Linked DNA regions of Homo sapiens: region 1 is linked to region 2. The links are chromatin loops, found by intact Hi-C in ENCODE. Cell type or tissue: endothelial cell of umbilical vein. All regions are shown on one strand. Each heading gives the region's core, and the rest is flanking DNA. Links, peaks and the distances in the headings are about the cores only.

Region 1 (5,385 bases), core at 269-5,268, 300 kb after region 2:
AAGAAGCCCCCTCTCCCACAAATAGATGTTATTAGTACAGTTTTGAAGGAAGAAACAAACACACATAAACACTGTTATCTCTGGAACATGAACGTCAGATTTTTCAGATATATACCAGATAATTTGGGTTTCACTAATTTTTAGCGTAAACATTGAAAACTTCCTCAAGACAAGGCAAAAGCAGCATTCATTCTTTTAATTCAATGGTATCTAACCATGTGTGTTCTGACTAATTTGATAGGTTTATGAAAGTGCTGGAGATAAAAATGCAAAAATTCCCTAAGTGTGACAGACTTATTAGTGGGGTCCTTGCTGAACAATTTCATAGTCTTCACCCTTTGAAAATCATTTCAATCCAAAGAGGTTTGGGGGTATATTCGTGACCTTTTTCCAGCTTTTTACATTCCTCTGTGTGTGTTTGGTCTCCATTGAGATTTGATAAGAATTGTGTAGAGAGCGAAAGGAACATCGTCCCTGCCAGAAAAGCAATGTGCTAGGATAAATCTGTCCCAACTTTTTACAAATGTTAGTTGACTGACTATTGTTTCTACTGGTGTTAGTTGACTACAAATGTTAGTCAAATGAATATTGTTTCTCCTGGTTCTTTGTACATTCTTCCATTAAAGTATTTATCAAAATACCATTGGTTGTTTATACCTCTCTCTTTGAAGGACCACGTGTCTTTACTTATTTACTTTTAAGACAAGGTCTCACTCTGTTGCCCAGGCTGAAGTGCAGTAGTGCAATCGTGGCTCACTGCAGCCTCAAACTCCTGTGCTCAAGCAGTCCTTCCCACCTCAGCTTCCCAAGTAACTGGGACTACAGGTGTGTGTCATCATGCCCAGCTAATTTTTTTTTATTTTCTGTAGAGATGGGGGCCTCACTATGTTGCCAAGGCTGGTCTCAAATTCTGAGACTCAAGGGATCTTTCCACCTTGGCCTCCCAAAGTGCTGGATTATATGCATGAACCACCATGCCTGGCCAGAACCATGTGTGTTAATAATTTTTTTTAATGTCTAGCACACTCCCTCCAAAATGATTGCTAAGTGAATTAAAGGTGAAGAAAAAGAACTGTTTGATTAAATGTTCTACCTAAGCATAATAATCACTGATTTACAAGGTCAAGGTGTGAGTTTTTTCCTCACTCTTTTTTAATTCCTCAATTACAGGTATTCCCTTGTACCACTCAATGAGAAATGTTCTTTTGATTTGAGCAATGTAAAAGAGATCCTTCTGGTAAAGGAACTGTCCTGTATCTTGACTCAAGTGATAGAGACACAAACCTATGCATGTGATAGAATTACATAGGAGTAAATATACAAATGAGTATGAGTATAGGTAAGCTAGGGAAGTCTGAATATCTAGATAAGATCAATGGGTTGTGTCAATGCCAATATCCTGGTTGATATTTAATTGTGGTTTTGCACAGAACTTTTGCGAGTTGGGGCAAACTAGGTAAAGGGAATGTGGAAATTCTTTATATTATTTCTTACAATAGCTTGTGAGTCTACAATTGTCTCAAAACCATTAAAATAAAATGACAATTTATTTACTTACAAGAGGTTTCATAATGCCTTGGGATTGTGAGACAACTGAACATTAAGGGTGATTAATCAATGACACTGTTAACCCTTCAAAATCTCTTTTGGATATACAACTTGTACCCTAAAACTTAAAGTATAATTAAAAAAAAAAATCAAAAAAAAAAAAAAAAGATTTCCCAAAACCCAAAGTGACACAGAGAAAAAGATATGATAAAATGGCCCTTGGCTGGAATTTGCCTTGGAGCTACTTTCTGCTTTCTCTCCTCTAATATTTGCCACAGTGGCGTTGTTGCATACCATGAGGAAAATTGGATAGCAGGACATTCAAACATATTTCTGCATTCATTTTTTATAAGGCTATAGAGATATTACTGAAGTTTCCTTTTGTCTTTTGTCAACTAATAAGAAATATGTTTCCAAATCAGATGCTAAAATTCCAGGAAAATGTTTGATTCATGGTGGTGTTGGTTCATTTCCCTGTATAGTAATAATAATGTAATAGTAATAGTACTAATACTTGTTGTTTGTGTGGTTAATGTTGTCACTGTACTAGGGGCTTTCCACAGTCCAGAACCTGGTCAAAGCATTTGCTATTCAAATAAACTATTTTCCTGTGAATTGTCTTCAGTACCATGGAAACGCTATTACAGCCCCTCTAAACTGGGAATGGCTGGCATAGGAGCAGCCCCAGGAGGGTAAGGTCAGGACCACGCAGATGTGACTGCTGCTCTGCTCGCCCTGCAGTGATAAGAGCACAGCTGTGGGAAAGCCAGAGCATCTGTTGTGAGTCACCAAGTGCAAACAGGATGATAACAGAGTTAGGATCAGAAAACAACATACCTTCTGAGACACAGAAGGCAGCACACCACAGAACACTGGCTCCTTTCTACAGAAAAAGGAAACCAAGCAATGTTCCTTCAGCAAGTTGGCCTGTGCTCATGTGTCTGTTTCCTTCTGTTGGGTCTAGTTGGTCCCTATCAAAACAGAACCCCTTTCCTCTGAATTTGAGCTGACTTGAAGATAGGCTGGATGCCACTTACAGCATCTGTGGGGACTCCAGAAAGAGACTCCCTTCCTTTCCCTATAGCACTCCATATATGGCTATGGCATCCAGCCTTAAGGGATTGTGGTTAAGAGCAGATGCTGGCTTTCCTGGAATGGACACTGGCCATCGTTACTCATGAATCAAGCCTTCCTCTCTTAAGGGTGCTGGTCTTTTCTATATATAGATTGTTTAACTGGGGCTACATTTATCCCCTAGAAAAGGAGAGTTGCATATATAACAGTACGGATTTTTCCTGAATTGACCCCTAACTTACTAAGCTTCGGAACAAGCAATCTATTTTTCATGACTTAATTTTATAAAATTTACACATATATACATACACACACACATACGTGTTTTCACATATAACTCCATATATTTTAATACTATTTTTTCCTTCCCCACTACATTCCTACAAACATTTTTCTCCTTTTTTCAACTTAATTCGATGACATATCCCACTGGCTTCTCTTTATGTCCCTTCTTCTGTATCATTCACACCTGTTCATCCTCTGCCTTATGTATTACTACATTCAAACTTCTTACTAACACATTGTATAATACTTTTAGTCACATTTGCTTGCACACCTTCACTCTCACCCAACTTCTCTTTCACACATACACACACACACACACACACACATCACACATCACACATACACACTCACATGTACTCTCCAGATCCCAGTCTGCTCTTGGTTCCTCGAGCTGGCCTTGACAGTCTCCAGCTAGTGTAGCCACTGATTTTTTGCTACCAATAGCCACAAGCATAAAACAAAAATGGGCTGGGGCTAGATGGAACTAGGCAGTCGTGGGGCAAGCTGGCAGAACACTGAGGGGAAAGATGGTTCTAAAACCTCTCCAGCTGGGGCTGAGAAGTGCTGGCGCAGCAGGAGAGAGTGGGAAAGCCTGTCTAAGGTCAGCAGCCTGACCTGGCAATCAGGACACTGAAAGCCACAGACAAGGTGTGGGTGGGTGGGCAGAGCGGGGGGTGCACAGGGGTATTGGAATTGAAAAGAAGCTGAAGTAAGAAAAGTTAGAAATGATCATGAATTGATTACTTATTACCAGTTAGGCACTGGGCTCTACATTTTCAGATATTTACTGTTTACTTTTTACTGCAAACATGTGAAGGAGATGATCATTATTTTGCAGATGAAGTTCAAAGAGTGTAATATTTAACCAGCTCTGTATAGAGAAAGTAGAGGATTCGGGTGCACTCCTGAAGCAGTGATTTGAATATATTTGTTTTCATTTGGGATACTCTTGCTCTCATTCACATGTTATGGGCTGGCTATGGTGAGAAAAGAGAAGCTCTGGGTGTTGGCATTAGGAGATGGTGTTCAGCTTCAGGAGAAGCTGCCCAGGCCTCTGAAGAACAGACACTGGAAACCAGAGGCAGAGCAAATACCCCTACTTCTTAAGCAAGGATTGCTGGTTTTTGCCCTGCCTTTCGCATACATACTTCCCAAAGGGCAAAGCACTGCTTTAAAAAACAAATAAACGAAAACAAAAGACTTTGAGACAAGGTTTTATTCTATGCTTAGTCCTGACTTCTAGAGGTTGCCATGACCCAGCGGTTGGAATTGGGATGTGCGGAGTGGCACTGAGATGGTAATATGAAGGAAAGGGTGGATTAATGTCTAAGTTCCTGTGGTAAAGATACAAACACCACATTGAAGCTATCATTAGCAAAACTCCAACTCAATCGGTAGAAACTTACAATTTGCCCATATGATGTCAAATAATTGACTCAAATTGTTATACACTTAAATCTACCAATGAAAACCATTGTTCTTGTATCAAAAATAACTCTGCGGACTGGGTGGGGTGGCCCACACCTGTAATCCCAGCTCTTTGGGAGGCTGAGGTGGGAAGAGCATCTGAGCCCAGGAGTTCAAGACCAACCTGGGAGACAAAGCAAGACCCCCCCCATCTCTACAAATAAAAAGTTAGCTGGCATGATGGCATGTACCTGTGTCCTAGCTACTTGGGAAGCTGAGGCAGGAGAGTTTCCGGAACCCAGGAATTCAAGGATGCAGTGAGCTATGATGGTACCACTGCACTCCAGGTTGGGCAAAAGAGTGAGACCTTGTCTACAAACAAACAAACAAATGAAATCTCCATGATTCAGAAGTGATATGGTTTGGATCTGTGTTCCCACCCAACTCTCATGTAATTGTAATTCTCAGCATTGAAGATGGGACCTGGTGGGAGGTGACTAAATCATGGGGGAGATTTCTCATGGTTTAACACCAGACCTCTTGGTACTGTTGTGGTGACAGTGAGTTCTCCCCCTCCTTCCTCCTGCTCTGCCAGCCATGTAAGATGTATCTACTCCCCCTTCACTTTCCACCATGATTGTCAGTTTCCTGAGGCCTTCCCAGAAGCAGAAGCTACTATACTTCCTGTACAGCCTGTGCAATTGTGAGCCAGTTAGATCTCTTTTTATTATAAGTTACCCAGTTTCAGGTATTTCTTTATAGCAATGCAAGAATGGACTTTGAACTGGATGCAGCAGCAGGACAGAGCTTTGTGTTGTCTCCCTTGGGACAAGAATGAGTGTGTTTTATGTATGGGAAGAGTTGGTGTATGGTGAACGAGAAGAGCAGACTATGTAAGAGACTGCTTTGTGTCCGCCAAAATGGTCCTTTTCTTTGAAGGCCCACAGGTAGGCTACAACTGAATTCCAATTAATAGAATTGTGACCGTCAAGCACATTCCCCTCCAGTGTGACAAAGATGAACACCGTGACCTTGGAGGTCATGGCTAAAGTGGGACAGGTCACAAGATAG
Region 2 (5,385 bases), core at 144-5,143:
ATTGGCAAAACCAGATAGTTTCCTTTATACAGAAAATGTATTCTAGAAAATATTTACACAAAAACTTTTTTTTTTTGAGATGGAGTCTCACTCTGTCACCCAGGCTGGAGTGCAGTGGCATGATCTCGGCTCACTGCAAGCTCCGCCTCTTGGGTTCATGCCATTCTCCTGCCTCAGCCTCCCAAGTAGCTGGGACTACAGGTGCCCACCACCACACCTGGCTATTTTTTCTTTTTGTATTTTTACCAGAGATGGGGGTTTCACCTTGTTAGCCAGGATGGTCTCGATCTCCTGACCTCGTGATGAGCCCACCTTGGCCTCCCAAAGTGCTAGGATTACAGGTGTGAGCCACCACGCCCGGCCTACACAAACATGTTCCTAAATGACAAATGTGAAAAGCGTTGTGAAACACAACCGTGAACACCGAGCCAGCTGGGTAAGTTGAGGAGGCTTTCTACCATGGAGGAGTCATATAAGCTCCCCTGGAGGGCTGAGCTGCACTCATCCAGGTGAAGAGAGAAGGGGAAGAATGATTTATTGAAATTACTGGTTTACCCATCTGTGGCCTCCTTCAGAGCTTAAGTCATGTCAGGAGAGATTCTGTATGTATTGCATTATTGTATCCCCAGAACCTAGTGCAGTGCATGGAACATTTATCAGTGTCTGTTGAACAGAACAAAGCTGCTGAATGATCGTTCAAAAGTCTGAGGTCTTGTCAATGAGTACCATAGAAGCTGGCTATTTGTAGCCCCTGCTGCAAGGGAGGAGGAACTCCTGTCATTTCTTTAGTTCCTGTAACCCTCTTAGATTTCCTTTATTCATATTGTCGTTTTCTCTCTCCATTCTTACTACACTGGATTTCTCAGAAGAGCTTCCAAGACTCTTCCACAATTACTGTGGGACAACAGTAAATAGTCTGCAATTTTCAAGGGCTCAGTATCTTTTAGTCCTAAAAATGGCTGTATGTTGACCTTTTGCCACCCAGCTGTGGTGTGATGGAAACTGGGGGGCCCAATCTGAGAGTGAAGTGCCTTGTAATCCTGGATTTCAAGAATGAGCCTGAATTTATTTTCCTGTCAGCTCATGATGGTGACTTGTTTCTGAAATTCTTTGCACTAGTAATAGACTGAGCATTCTTAGGACTGCACAAAGAGAACTTTGAAAAGTCCTTTAATTTGTCTTAAGTTGACATAGCTGTTTATTTTCTATTTAGTTCTATCTATTCTTTTTTAATATTGAAAGAGAAATTTATTTTTAATACAATTAAAAGCTTAAAAATATAAAGTAAGAAATGTCTTATTTCTAGCCTGCTTTCAGCTAACAGTTAATAAGTTTATTTTGGCTCATGCTCAAATAAAATACACAACTTGTGGCTACCATCCTTGTCCTAACCCTCTTTGCAGCCTTGAAGATAGCTTCCCTCATCAAGAAAAATCATCCCCATTATTTAAGCACTTTACCTAACCCTATTGAGCTTTTTTGTCTTAGTCCCTAAACTAAATGTTTAAAAAGTAGGTTAAATTTCAAAACTGACCACAGGTCAAGTTGAGAATGAGATGCAAAGTTGAGCATATGTCTCTAAAGTCCTAAATAACTTTCCAACTTGGTCTTTCAGGCTGGTAGGAGGGATTCTGGGTTGAAGCCATGGACTGGTACAAACATTTCTGGAGGAATATACACCATGACTTGCACATTTTGGAATAACAACAATCATGTTTTTCCAATAGCATATAATCTCAAATTCTTCTCTCCAGGAGGGAAAAAAGCATAAGCCATACCATCTGGCAGTGGCTAGATTAGTTTCACATTGGAAAACTGTTGTAGAGGGTAGCTGGGTGTCTCTAAAGCGATGGAACCACAATAAAGATTCAAGAAACAAAATAATAATTGCAATTAAAAATGAAACACTGCCAAATTCTTGAGTTGCCGTCTAGGGTTTTAGTGGTTTGGTTATTTGTATCTTCATTACTTCTACACTCTGGATACAGAGATTCCAGGGATTAGCGGGTGGCAATAAAGTTTCATTGTAGCACAGTGAGAAATGCAAACAGCATTACAATTTGTGAGGCAGAACAAAACCAAGCTCTTTTTAATTCATGTTAGCATAGAAGCAATGTAACCAAAAAATACAGAAATAGTCTTGTGTTTGGAAAAGGATGGTAGTGGGATGCATTGTTTTGTGTCATGGATTGATTTGGGACATGCACTTAATCTTTTTTTTTTTTTTTTTTTTTTTTTTGAGATGGAGTCTCTCTCTGTCTCCAGGCTGGAGTATAGTGGCATGATCTCAGCTCACTGCAATCTCTGCCTCCCGGGTTCAAGAGATTCTCCTGCCTCAGCCTCCTGAGTAGCTGGGATTATAGGCACATGCCACCACACCCAGCTAATTTTTGTATTTGTAGTAGAGATAGGGTTTCACCACGTTGGCCGGGATGGTTTCGATATCCTGACCTCGTGATCTGCTCGCCTTGGCTTCCCAAAGCGTTGGGATTACAGGTGTGAGCCATTATGCCCAGTCATACTTACTCTTACTGTGTCTATTTTGAACCTCTTACAAAGTTTCTGTCTGTAGGAGATTTATTGTCACTAATACTTTATGGAATTGGCTCTTATATTGGTGTATATTGCTTGATTTTTTCTACGTTTTAAATAATCTAAGAAGGAGACACTGAAAGCAAGCTTTTCCGTTTCAGTTTTTAGTTTTGCCACTGAGTGCATTGCCTTAATACAATTGTGTTAACTTGTGAGTTCATTCTGTTTCACTTACCCTTTGCAATGAGGAAGTAAAATAGGGATATATAAATAACTCAAAACTTAATTACTTATGTTAGGATGGAAAATATATGATTTAACACACACATCAGGGGAAAAACAAGGTTCAAGTAATAAATATGTTCATGATTAACGACCAGAGGAAATTCCATTGCAGGCACATCCAGGCTCACTCACACACAAGGCATGCCACTGATAATCCTGCACATCCTTCCCCCTCCATCTCTGCCTCAGCCTCCATTCAAATGCACATTCCTCCAAACAGAGTATACACACAGACACAGGATAAAATTGGTAAAGAAAGCTCATGTCAGTTAAATGCCAGATTTTGATGAGAAAGCTTATTAATTGGATAAGCTACGAATCTCTAAGGCAGATTACTGTAAATGGGGAGGGGTGAGGATGTTGTTAGAATTGAAACTTAGAGCCTCACAAAACATGATTTGTGAGGTATCTTTCCCATAGTGATTTATTTTTGGGAACAAAATGTCATTTGTATAAAATATATTGTTGGCAATTGATATAGTCATTTAATTTTATGACAGTGTATTTTAGGAATAAATGCATTCCCCAAAGGGGCATTGGCATAGAATTAGCAATAGAAATGATGTCACTGCTATAAGGAAATCCAAAGTGGCTAAGATTCCAGAGAGTCCTGCAGAGGTCTATAGCCTATGGATTATTAAACACTGCTGCCTGATAAGGGGTGAGAACAAAAAGAACAAAAGCAAATGTACATGATTTAGAAATTCCGAAACATGGTTTGAGCAACTGGAAATAGAAACCAAAAGCTTTCTCAAATATGTTTTAAGTAAACTATCAGCCTACAAAAGAATACTTTTTTAACTTTGACCAGCAATGTAAAACTTTCAAAATATGCATAAAAATCTTAAATACATACTCAGTTTATACAGAAAAATAGGCCTGGCGTGGTGGCTCATGCCTGTAACCCCAGCACTTTGGGAAGCTGAGGTAGGAGGGCTGCTTGAGCCCAGGAGTTTGAGACCAGCCTGGGCAGCATGGTGAGACCCTATCTCTACAAAAAATTTAAAAATTAGCCAGGCATGATGGCATAAGCCTGTAGTCCCAGGTACTCCCAAAAATCAATAATAAGACTTGGGCAGCTCAAGAGGAAATTCTAAAGAAAGGGGATCTGATAATTAAATCATGAGATGTATCCTGGACCTCCTGGCATTAACCTTCTGGGAGGCAGCAGGAAGGAGATAATCTCAGCCAATGTCTCTATTCTGCAAAAAAAATGGAGCCCAGAGAAGCTAAAATGGTTTGGGTAGAACTCTACAGTAGTTCACTCTGATTGATATGGGCTTCCTATGTTTGATTCAGTTGTAGGAATCCTATCAATGAAAATTAGTTTTGGCAGGAGCCTGCTCTGTCAGCTGTGACCCACTATTGCCTTCTACTACACTATAATTACATGCCCACTCAAAAGGTATTAGGACCTCCACAGATACCAAAGTGTACTGAAAGTAAATTGAAAACGAATGGGAAACAAAATGCAGTTTAAAAAGCTTCACAAAATCAGCAACCTTAAACAGAAAAAATTACCATTTTGCCCCAGATAAAATCTCAGGATGCCATCAAAGGCAATCCTTTGAGTATTTCAGGGTCTCAAATTGTATTAGTGGGAAGGAGGCAAAACAATTCTATTTGGACTTGAACTGAACCAAAGTTTAATTTGAGATAAATTCCATAATTTACCTAGGAATCAGTGTCTTTTTTTTTCTTTTCTTTTCTTTCTTTTTCTTTCTTTCTTTCTTTTTTTTTTGTTTTTTTGTTTTTTTGTTTTTTTGAGGCAGGGTCTTGCGCTGTTACTCAGGCTGGAATGCAGTGAAGCAATCATGGCTCACTGAAGCCTTAACCTCCAAGGCTTAGGCGATTCTCCCACCTTGGCATCCTGAGTGGCTGGGAGTACAGGCACATGCCACCACCCCTGGCTAATTTTTCATCTTTTGTAGAGACAGGGTCTCGCCATGTTGCCCAGCCTGGCCTCAATATTCCTGGGCTGAAGCAATCCTCCCACCTTGGCTTCCCAAAGTGCTGGGATTACAGGTGTGAGCCATCGTGCCCAGCCTATTTACAATATTATTAAAGTTATAGCTTTGAAAGAGTTGAAAAGTGTTTTCACCATCTAATTCTACCCGTGCTCCTTGTGAACAAAAGTTCTGTTTTGGGTCCTGTATGTGACAGAAGATAAACACTAAGTGCATCAGCAGGGGGTGGAAGAAGTGAATTCCATGAACACTCACCCTAGCTGCAACAGAAAACCATCTATTCTCATCTTTTTTCAGCTCTATAAAAAGAAGGAAGACTGTTTCACAGTCGTGGATGAGTAGCTGATAACAGCTTTCATAAAATATGCATACACAATTACCTCAAAGAACCAGTCTCTTGTTCCAAACATTTCAACAGCAAAAGACCTTCCTGTAGCCAGCCATTTAGAAAGTGAAATGTTGCCTAGAAAATAATTATTGGAATCAATAAACAATTAAAATTAGGGGTGGAAAAAAGCAAGAAAAAGCCATCGTCAGTGTGTGTAAGAGTACAAAGTACTGGATTTCCAAGCTGACTTATATAATTGTCCCAGGTTTTCAA

The links. A loop is a pair of places that touch in the nucleus more often than their neighbours do. Peaks named below come from ENCODE experiments on the same cell type or tissue, not always from the same donor. Only the 100,000 strongest peaks of a DNase experiment are listed, where the experiment ranks them.
Region 1: a loop joins it to region 2, with 9 times the contacts of the local background. A loop is called at or near these places in 1 of 110 quality-filtered maps.

Annotation. Positions count from the first base shown.
Region 1 is chr15:39,137,828-39,143,212 of GRCh38, forward strand. The region is part of intron 1 of LOC105370777 (a long non-coding RNA gene); the gene reads right to left. Among named protein-coding and RNA genes, the nearest start is that of LINC02915, 110 kb to the right of the region's middle. In endothelial cell of umbilical vein, for the core only: no CTCF peak of the experiment used is centred there; a DNase peak (open chromatin) is centred at 2,384; H3K27ac peaks cover 3,695 bases.
Region 2 is chr15:38,841,461-38,846,845 of GRCh38, forward strand. No RefSeq gene overlaps it. Among named protein-coding and RNA genes, the nearest start is that of LINC02694, 150 kb to the left of the region's middle. In endothelial cell of umbilical vein, for the core only: no CTCF peak of the experiment used is centred there; DNase peaks (open chromatin) are centred at 1,641 and 2,921; H3K27ac peaks cover 4,287 bases.